Linked DNA regions of Homo sapiens: region 1 is linked to region 2. Evidence: chromatin loops called from intact Hi-C (ENCODE). Cell type or tissue: CD14-positive monocyte. All regions are shown on one strand. Links, peaks and the distances in the headings refer to the core of each region. The heading gives the core; the rest is flanking DNA. Region 1 has its middle 200 kb from the start of MAFB. Region 2 has its middle 270 kb from the start of MAFB.

Region 1 (5,392 bases), core at 131-5,130, 63 kb after region 2:
CTATGATCTCCTACCTAAGTAAGCCTAAAGATGAAGCTACATTTCTTAAGGGAAAGCAAGTCCTTCATGCCAAGGAGACTAAACACAAACTTCAAGCCTGGAACAATTAGGATAACACCAAGTTTAAAACAAGAGTAAAAGACCTGAGATAATTGTTCCCGACACTAACAGAGTACAGGAAATTTCCTTTATGGACTAGCATTTTGGTTAGTGAAGATAGGAGGGTGACTTAGCAAATACAAACCAAGATGGAAGGTACCACTTTCACCAGCATCACAGTCCACCAAGTATCAACAGCATCATGGTGGCTGTCTTGCATTTCATCTTTTACTGGGCATTTAGAATTCAGCAGATACAAAAAGGGCCTCTACTTTGCAGGAGTATATATTCCCACAGGGTGGAAATACAGAAAGACAAATTCAACAAATAAACTTTCACAAGCAACAAAAAGCTATTTGTCCCCAAAAGAGTGGCTAAGATACGAGGTGAACATTAATATACATTTGGAGATGTTTGGGTCTTTCTTTTCATAGGATTGGCCATCTTTAGAAGGCAATTATTTTAAAATAGCATTCTGTTTCCTCTGGTGGTACATTTCTACACCTTCCACAATGGTACTGCTTTTCAATGCTTTAAAAACCACAGTAGAAACACAAAGAAGGATATGTATGCATTCTCATTTTCTTGTACCTTCCTCCCCAAAATCACTTTCACCACCATTCTCATCACTTCTACTACCACTAGAATGGCACAATCCTGGGACATAGGCTGGGAAGAATGATACATCTTTTCTCATAACTGATAATGCTTGCTGATAACATGTACTCTCTTCCTGGTTTTAAAACTAATGTATGTCAATTATGTATTTGTTAAATACATTTGTTTACAAGTAGCAAAAACCAACTGAAGACAACATAAGCCTTGAAGGGGCCTATGATAGAAGGCCATAGGAGTTACTTGAGAACCTAAGGTGCAGGCTCCAGCCAGTCCTCCAAACAGACTGGACCCAGGAAGTCCCAGATATGCCCCTTCTTTCTGCTTCTCTCAGAGTCTTTTGCTCCAATCTTCTCTCATTCTATGCACTAGCTTTCTCCTAGCAGTTCCCAGAGGATCCAGAGCCTAGACAGCCAAAGCATTGAAAACCACTGTGAAAGATTTAGAAATGTACCACCAGAGGAAACAAAATGCTATTTTAAAATAATTGCCTTCTAAAGATGGCCAACCCTATGAAAAGAAAGACCCAAATAGCTCCATTTCATTTTCTTCTGGGTGCTACTAATGGAAAGCAGCCTAGTACGGTGGATGAGAGCTGACTCCACATTCTGCTAGCTGCATGACTTTGGGTAAGCTTTGCCCCTTGCAAAAATAAAAAGAAATAAGGCCCTCTTCAGAACAATGTTCATCCATGGAAAACACTCTGTGAGCAGGGGCTAACATAATTATTAATACAAAAGGGGTAGATGACCAGTTCTTTTGATTGAAAACACGCTGAAGGATTGTGGACATTCAAAGATAAGGCAGAAGATACCTTTAAAATTAGGAATCAGATATTATAGACTCACTCCAATTAACAAAGAGAGAAGAATTCCAAGTTTCCCAGAACAAACTGGGAGGAGAGAAACGGAGAGAGAGAAAAGTAGTATGGCAAGAGAAGGAAGCTTAACATGGTATAGTGTTACCCATGTGGAGAGCCAAATGGACTTTGAATAACAGGAATCTAATACAAGGGATCTTAATCCAGGGCCCATGGATCCCAATTGATATGGAGATAAAATTCAGGGAGTCCTTGAACTGAGTTGGGGGAAAAATTACAGCTTAGTTTCACCAACCTCCAACTAAAAATTAACATTTTCTTCAATTATAAATGTAGGCAACACATCACAATAGTTATTGGTAACTTTTGTGGCTTTGCAATCAATAGAAATCACAGATGGTCTCATGTCATATTGTAGTTGTTGAATACATTTCAAGATATCATTTATACTTATCATTACTTTAATATTATACTCAATTTCTGTCTAACCTGTGTATCATGTTACTGAATGCATTATTAATAAAGAAGCACTTTACATCACTGTATTACCAGTTTGCTTTTTCTTAAATATTTGATAACTTTATTTCAACATAATTCATTTTCTTTATAATCCTGTACATTTTATTGCATGAATTTAAAAACATAATATTTGAAAGGGTCTATAGTTTTCACAAAACTGCCAATAGGGTCCATGAAAACAAAAAAGAAAATCTTTAAGTATCTCTGATATAATATAGGATGTATTCATCTTTTATATGGTATATGATAATAACCCTTCTCTTAAGCCATAGATCTTTAGTAAGAGTCTAGTATGGTACATGCAAGAGATTCATATTCCAGATTGTTTGAAGGAGGACTGGAGGTAGAAATAAAAGAGAAGGAACTATGCCCCATGCATTGGTTAAGCTACCAGATCAGAGATATAAGAACCACACACTTTGGGAGGCCAAGGTGGGAGGATCGCTTGAGGCTCGGAGTTCGAGACCAGCCTGGGCAACGTAGTGAGACCCTGTCTCTACAAAAATAATTTAAACACACACACACACACACACACACACACACACACACACACACACACACACAAAAGAGAGAATGGAATAATGGAATTCTAAAGATAAGAAGTCACTATCAGAGGTGATGATGAGAATGCAAGTCCTCAAGGATCCACACAACTCATTAGGAAGATGTGGACTTTCCACAGGACATGGGATGGCAGTTAAAATCCGCACTGTCTAACTCAAAAGTGGCAGGTTGGCCCCAAACTGACACCTGTGGCTTTAATAATATAAAGACCACCAGTAACCCAAGCACCACCCAGAAATAATTACCATTATTATGCTCATATAGGTCTTCCAGTTATTTTTCTGTATATGCATACATGTATGGTGTTGTATTCATATGAAGAAAAGTTTATTGTATTAACATATATGAATACAATCAATTTTCAAAACTAGACTCAATGAAAGCACACAAATCTTACTTTTTAAACTTTGTCATGCCCAAAATATAATTTTTGTGGTTATATCATGTTTCATCATATGGAGATGCCATCTGCTGTCACTAAATCCTCTAATATTTGACATTTACATTGTGTTTAATATTTCACTTATAAATAATGCTATACAGAAAAATTCTTATACATAATTTTTATTAAACTGATTATTTCCTTAGAATAAACTCCAAGTTATAGAAAAATTAGGTCAAAGTCTACTAACACTTTACCACTCATGAAATTCATTGCCAAATCATTTTTTGTTACAATGTTAATAGCCTCATCGGCAATGTGTAAAAAACTCACTTTGCCATCTTTTTCATCACTGCATATTATCCTTTTTTAAAATATTATTTTTTGTTTTTAATTATAAGGCATGTTTGTAGCTAACTTGGCAAAGTTGTCTGCAATAGTACTTCTCATTGCTGCACGCACCCCTCCTTTGCAATTTGACGTTGCTGCTCCTTCTATCAAGTTGAATGACATGACAGGAAACAGAAACAAGTGTCTCAGCTAGGGTCCTCTAGATCAACCGGCCCCCAGCAAATCCACCAGCTGACTGCAATAGAATTGTGTAACTGTGGGCAAGACCAACAGAAGAAACACCCAGCTGAGCACAGCCCAAATTATTGGCCCTCAGAGTCATGAGTCAATAGAATGGTTGTTATTTTAGCCACTAAGTTTTGGGTTGATTTCTTACATAGCAGTAGATAACTGATATAATGTTCACTTTTGTCATAAAAATGTATATTAAATTTTAGGGAAAAGTAGTAAAATGAATCCAGTATTCCACCATCCAACATAGAAGAGACCACTGCTAACAATTTGATGTATTTTATTCCCATCTCTTTTATGTCAGTATGCATGTACTATATGGATATCAGAACTATAAACTAACCTTGCTTTTAAAGATTGTTACAAAAATTCTACAAGCACACCAGCAAATGTAATTCATTAAAATATTAAAAACAGTTATTTAAAATCACTAATAAAGAGATTATTTAATGCTATTAATGAGAGCTATTTAATGCTATTATTTAATGATACATTACAAATATATGTATCAGGTCAATGAAAGTGCAATTATCTGGATAAATATTAATAAGTAATTGGTAAGTTTGATGTCCATTTTTTAGGAAAAAAAATCATAGAATATAAGGAATAGGAAAATTCAAACCTAATATGACATGATTAAAATGTCTACCTTGAAAGCAATAGTCAATTTTATACCTAATGGCACTATATAAGCGGCATTGCTATTAGAAGTAGGAGCAAGTCAAGAATGTTCCCTACAATATCATCACTAATAATTGCTCTGGAAATTCTAGTTAAAGCAATAAAACAAGAAGAACATTGAAATGTAACTATTAGAAAAAAGAAAATGAATTTATGAACACTTACTCATGACATTACCACACATCTCAAATCCTAAGACAATCAAATAAAAATGTGTTAATTTGAAGATTGAGTATAAGGGCTTGATATAAAATAAATATACATTTTTTCAAAATTGCAATAATAACATATTAGAAAACTAATGGAAATCTATCATCTTTGTAACTTTAAAAATATTTAATACCTCCTATATGTAATTTAAAATATAAATCATCTAGAAATAAGCTAATTACTAAATGTGGAAAAAAAAGAATGAGCTTACATAACTGATGACAAAGAGATTGTCTATTAAATTATGGTGTGTCCATAAGTAATACTACCCAGTCATTAAAAATCGTGTTTTTGAAGAATGTTTAAAAACTTGTCAAAAAGTTGTAATATAGGGTTAGGAAAAGATTCATGATACAAAATACTATATGCAATATCATCTCAAATGTGTGTGTGTCTCTGTCAACATCTGTCTCTGCTTCTAAAAAGAGGTCAATAGAAAGAGACCTGAAGACAAGCTGAGCTGTTGCTCTGGCTCCCTCATCTCAGCCAATGGCTTGTTCCCCAAAGCTGCCCCCAAGACCACAGCCTGGTGCCAACGATGCGTGACATCCTCTATTCTACTTTGGAAGAGAACCAGCCTAACAAGCCTCTACAGTCCCTGTCACAGATGGAGTTCTTTACAGCAGAGATGAGCACCTGGCCTTGGGAAACCAGAGAAACAGGTCAACTGAATGGGTCACCACCATCAGTGTTCTGTAAGCGTGAGAACTCATTCTTCTTCAGCCTTCATTGTGCCTGGAGATCATCATCACCATCACCCCATGGTCATCAACATGCTTGGGCTTCCCAAAAAGAAGCCCAAGGCTATATATCCAAGCAGATTGGACTATTTGCTAAAGATGAGTCTAACTGATTCAACATAGGTATGCTTCCCCTTGCTGAGAAACTGAGGCATCTATGACATAAATAAGGTAGGTGAA
Region 2 (5,392 bases), core at 179-5,178:
ATACCTTTTTTACATATATCTGAATATCAGGAGCCAGATTTTTCATTATTATAGAAGTTTACAAATATAAAAATGAAAATATTAGTGTTTGTACACCTAAAAGGCCTCTATACCCACAGTATTCAGATCTTGGTTTCTAAATACTATTCTCCTTTAAAGTATTGAGGACTTGTTGGAAAATAGGCAGACTCCAGGGATGAAGCAGAAAAAAAATAGAAGATAACTCTGAAACATCATGTTGCATCAGGAAAGAAGAAAGTGTTCAAAGAATGATAGGGACATATCACAAAGATATGGACGCCAGCTTGAAGAGACTCCCACTAGCAACATCTAGGACAATTTGAGCACCAAAAATGGATGATAATCCAGTCAATAAAATAAGAATCTAGGAGTCTGTGATAATGTAAATAATCAATTAATCAATTTGAATGAAGAAGAAAGTCTTCCTTACAGAATATTGCCAACTTATAAATGTAAGAAGAACAATAAAGTTAGAAAATTATTGATAAATGCTAGATCTAGGGGTTGAATGTTTGATGAGAAACAGTGTATTGTATAGTCTCAAATAATTTACCTACAAAGGGAACACCAGTGGAAAACCAGTAAACTTATAATGGAGAATCAGACAGATACCTACTGAACCAAGTGATCAAAATTAATACCTCTAAAAATGGACAAATAAATATCATCACAACATTACTCCTTTAGTTTTTCTGCCAAAAAATGCATAATCTGAGTCAACCATGAAGAAACATCAGACAAACCCAATTTTAGGGACATTCTACCAAATATCTGACTTCTACCCTTCATAAATATCAAGGTCAAGAAAGGCAAATAAACAGTTTCAAAATAAAAAAGACCAAAGAGACATGACAATTAATGCAGTGTGTGATTCAAGATTAAATCTTGGAGGGGAAAAAAACAAATCATTAAAAAGAATATTAGACAATTGATGAAATATGAGTATGGACTGTAGGTTAGATAACAGTATTGTATTAATGTTAATGGTTAGGTAAGAGGAGTGTTTTGTACGTTCTCAAGTATTTAGTACAGGGGCACACTGTTTCTAAATTTTGTTTCATACAATTCAGGAAAAATTTATATAAATAAGATAGAGTTAGAAATATCAGTGTTATGTGTAGAAAGAGACAGGCATGTATAATGATTATACACACATACATGTACAACAAGTGAAGACAAATGTGAAAAGGAAGCATTGATGAATCTATATAAAAGATATTCAAGTGTTCCTTATACTCTTATTGCAAAATAAACAGTTGCTTTACAATATTTACATACACATATATATAAACAGCTATACTCTAAGTAGGTGGGAATTCAAGGAAGTAGGTACTATAATATACTGCCAGTGGGGAACACGTAAGTGGGTATTACTTTTCTAAATGTGGACAGTTGGCAATATAAATCAAAACCAATAACTTTGACATGGCAAAATAGAATTATGGAGATGGATGTGCATAAATCCAGAGCTACAATTCTCATAATACTGGAAATCTAGGAAGTCTAGAGATAACACAAATGACCAATAAGAGGAAACCAAGTGAACAAATTGTGGAACATCCATTTAGTGGAATAAGGATACAATCCTTAAAAGTTTTAGTGCAGAAAGCTATTTTATTACATAGGAATTTTTATACACTATATTAAGTGAAAAAAGCTAGTAGTAAAAAAGAAGGATGTGTAATTTGAACCAATTGTGCAAAAAAAAATACATATTAAGGTAGAAGACATTATTGGCCCTAGTTCTTGACTCCTTTCTGGATCTACATCCTTTGCCATTGACTTTGGAGTTAGTAATGGGCCTTGCTTTGACCAACAGAATGGGGCTGAAATGTGTGTGCACCAGTCCCAACCCTAGGTCATAAGTGCCCTCACACATTCCCACTCATTCTCCTGCATTTCTGCCCATCTCCATGAGAAGAATATAACTGGACTGGTGGCTTTCATTCCCAGGAGGAAAATGAGAGCCCCTTGGAGTAGAGCAGATCTACACAGCCAAGTCCAGCCTAGGTCAGTTAACCCCTAGCTGCCCCTTAGATTCATGAGATTAAGTGACTGCTGCATTAAGGCCTGAGATGAAGATGGCAGCATTTTCTGGAAATAGCTGATTGCTGTATACCTGAGGTACACACCTCAAAGGCTTTTTAAGGGCTACCTCTGGGTTGCATTATTACAGATTATTTCTATTTTCTTTTTATATGGTTTATCTATATTTTCCAAATATTTGAACTGCATATGTATTGTTCTTGGACTTTTTTTAAAAATGACCTACAAAATGATGACAAAAGTAATTCTAATGAGCTCAAGTTCAGTGGATCTCAAAGGATTCCTGGAAAATGAGTTTCAACACTCAAAGAAATAGATAGCTTCAATTTATTAAATGTCCATTATAACCCAGGCACTTTAATAAGCGCACCCTCTTTTTTTGGAGGGGGTTGCTTCACTATCCACAAAGCAAAAAAGTTATATAAGATGATTTCCATTTTAGAATTGAGAAAACTGTGAACATATAAGTTGAGTCAGATGCCTGAAGTTACTCAACTATAAAGTTTCAGAGCTGGAATTCAAACACAGGTGTGCCTAATGTGAATTCACCATCCCTGATTGATACAGAGACCTCTCTTTTCCCTGATCCAGACAGAATTCTGCTGTTGAGCTTAATAACTCAGCCCTCTATGGGGTCCTGAATGTGCAGCATTGCTCTGTTACTGTGAAATTACCCACACTATACACCCACCTCCCATAAGGTGGGATAGTAGGTTAAGAAAGCTGCAAATTCTTTGCCACTTTTCCCATTCATAGGTGGAATCTAATTCTCCTGCCTTTGAATGTGAGCTGGCCTTAGTGACTTGCTTTACCAACAGAATGCTGCAGAAATGAAGACCTGGGCTTCTGTGATGTCCTAAAAAGATTTTGAGCTTCCACTTGACCACTTGGAACCCCATCCCCTAACTCTGAGGAAGTCCAAGCCACCCTTTGAAGAAGCCCACATGAAGAGAATTGAGTCCCCCAGCAGACAGCCCCTGATCAGCTTCCAGCACCAAAGTGTCAGTCCTGTGAGTGAACCATCTTGGAAGTGAATACTTCAGCCCCAGCCCCAGTTAAGCTGCCCCCAGCTCATATCATGAAGCAGAGAGGAACTGACTCACCAGGCCTTGCCTCAATTGCTGATGCATGAGCAAAATGAAAAATTACTGTTGTTTGAAGCCATTGAGTTTGGTATAGTTTGTTGTGTAGCAATATATGACTGAAATAGTATCCTTTTTTTAAGTGATGAAGGTAGGGAGGAACAAAGGAAAGGGGGGAGGGAAAGAGGAAGGGAGGAAGGGAAGAAGTATTTGTCACATCATTTCATGGAGAAAATTGCATAAATAAGTAAAATTCTTAGTAAGCAAATGCACCCTGACTCCTGAGCCTCAGTGAAGGGTGCAGTTCTAGCTCAGCATCAGGCTCCTCTGAGGCTGCTCTCCTTGTCAGCAAAATCAGATTGGTAAAGAGCCTGAAGTTACTGATGCAAACCTGCATTTCTTCAGGCAACTGCAAAAGCAATGTCCACAGTAGAGAGGCAAAAGCTATGTTTATGCACTTTCCTGTGTATTTATTTATCCTGGCACAGGAATTTTCAAACTTGTCATTTTAAACCCAAGGAATTTTTCATCCATTTTGGAATTTCAATCACCATGTTACTGAATAAAGGAGATGATGTAGGGACAGCCAAGCTCTTCTGAGTGGCACAAATCTAGTCCCTGGTGACCTGCTGCCAAAAAGCATTCAACCAAAGGAAGCTAGACCCTGGCCATGAAGTGGCATTCTTGTGCAAGATGCTTATCTGAATGGCGGCATGCTTCTTGCCCTTGAATTGTGATTAAATCTTGATAGAATAGACTCTTCTCTCGGGGTCTCTAATTTCTAGAGTGGTAAACAGCACCTAAAAGTCCATCTGGTCCAGACACCTGACTCTAGGCTGAGAAATAAATAAATGCTCCAGGACAACTTGTATACCAGTCATTTGCCCATTTGTTCTCAGATCTCAGACCCTTCCTCTGCTCAGCTCTATATTGTATATGGCTGAGTTCTTAAAATTACATTCCCCAAATCTCTCAAAACTGGCTTATGATTAGGGATGGCCCACCCTAATCAGAGGTACTGGTGGAAGACTGAAGAAGAGGAGGAAGGGAGAAGCCAGAGTATCTTCCCCATCATTCTTTGACTTAGGCCAGTGACTGGAACTCTCCTGGCTCCCATTGGTGCAGGATGGATTTAGCTCCCAGGCTCCCAGGCTCTGTTAGCTCCACCTCCTCCCCTCTGCACACACATCCCAAGTTTAAGCTATTGATTTCTTACTCCTGATGTTCTGGTGCCAATAATCATGTTTCTACCACTGATTTCTTAGCTTCTTCTACTCCAGATTAAATGTTTCCAATTCCATCCCATACTTTAAAGCTGCTGAGGTATCTTACAGGATAAAGAAATCCTCATCAGTCTACCCTCCTTCAACCTGGTACAATTATGGATCCTTCTTATCCATGAGCCCAGCTCGTCCAGAATCTCATGAGGTCATCAGGGCTTGGATCTGAGTTCTTTCAGTTAGTATGTACTTAGCTCTCAAAATGCTCCATTTTAGAGTTAAGTCTTCTTCTGTGGGTAAGCAACTCCAGGTCAACTTACATAAGTCCCTGAAAGTTTTGGACTGTGCTGTGTATGTATTTTTATTGGCAGCACCCTGCCACCATCAGGCATAGAAGGAAAGCCCCGGTCCCATTCACTCTTCCCCCTCCCAACCATTCATCCATCCAACCATTTATCCACCTTTCCTTCATTCCATCCAACCATCCATCCATCCATCCATTCATCCATCCATCCATCCATTCATCCATCCAACCCCTCACTGATTCAAAGGATCTTATAGATTAAGTTTAGAGATTTGGGAAATAGAATGAATGTGAACTAAAATACACTTCACCACTTTTTACTTAACTGTGTGGTCTTGGCAAATTATTTACATTTCTGAGTCTTAGTGTGCCCATTTTACAGAATATGAACTAAGAATGAAATAAATCATTTAGCTACTCCAAGCCCCAGTTTTCTACTCTGTAAAATGGGATCAGTAATGATACCTACCCATTGGTGGATATTGTGAGGAATAAGTCAGACAGTCCCTATAAAGTGCCTAACATATGACCTTGAACATAGCGAACAGCAAGTAAGTGTTTGTTGTGATGATGATGATGATGATGATGATGATGATGATGATGTTGAAGAGGAGGAGAAGGAGGAGGGGAAGGACAAGGAGGAGGAGAAGGATGGAGATGGAAGAGGAGAACAAGGAGAAGAAGGAAAAAAGGAGGAAGAGGAGGCAAGGAAGATGATG

The links. A loop is a pair of places that touch in the nucleus more often than their neighbours do. Peaks named below come from ENCODE experiments on the same cell type or tissue, not always from the same donor. Only the 100,000 strongest peaks of a DNase experiment are listed, where the experiment ranks them.
Region 1: a loop joins it to region 2, with 2.0 times the contacts of the local background. A loop is called at or near these places in 2 of 110 quality-filtered maps.

The regions. Positions count from the first base shown.
Region 1 is chr20:40,482,878-40,488,269 of GRCh38, forward strand. No RefSeq gene overlaps it. Among named protein-coding and RNA genes, the nearest start is that of MAFB, 200 kb to the right of the region's middle. In CD14-positive monocyte, for the core only: no CTCF peak of the experiment used is centred there; no DNase peak of the experiment used is centred there.
Region 2 is chr20:40,419,627-40,425,018 of GRCh38, forward strand. No RefSeq gene overlaps it. Among named protein-coding and RNA genes, the nearest start is that of MAFB, 270 kb to the right of the region's middle. In CD14-positive monocyte, for the core only: no CTCF peak of the experiment used is centred there; a DNase peak (open chromatin) is centred at 3,255; H3K27ac peaks cover 507 bases; H3K27me3 peaks cover 893 bases.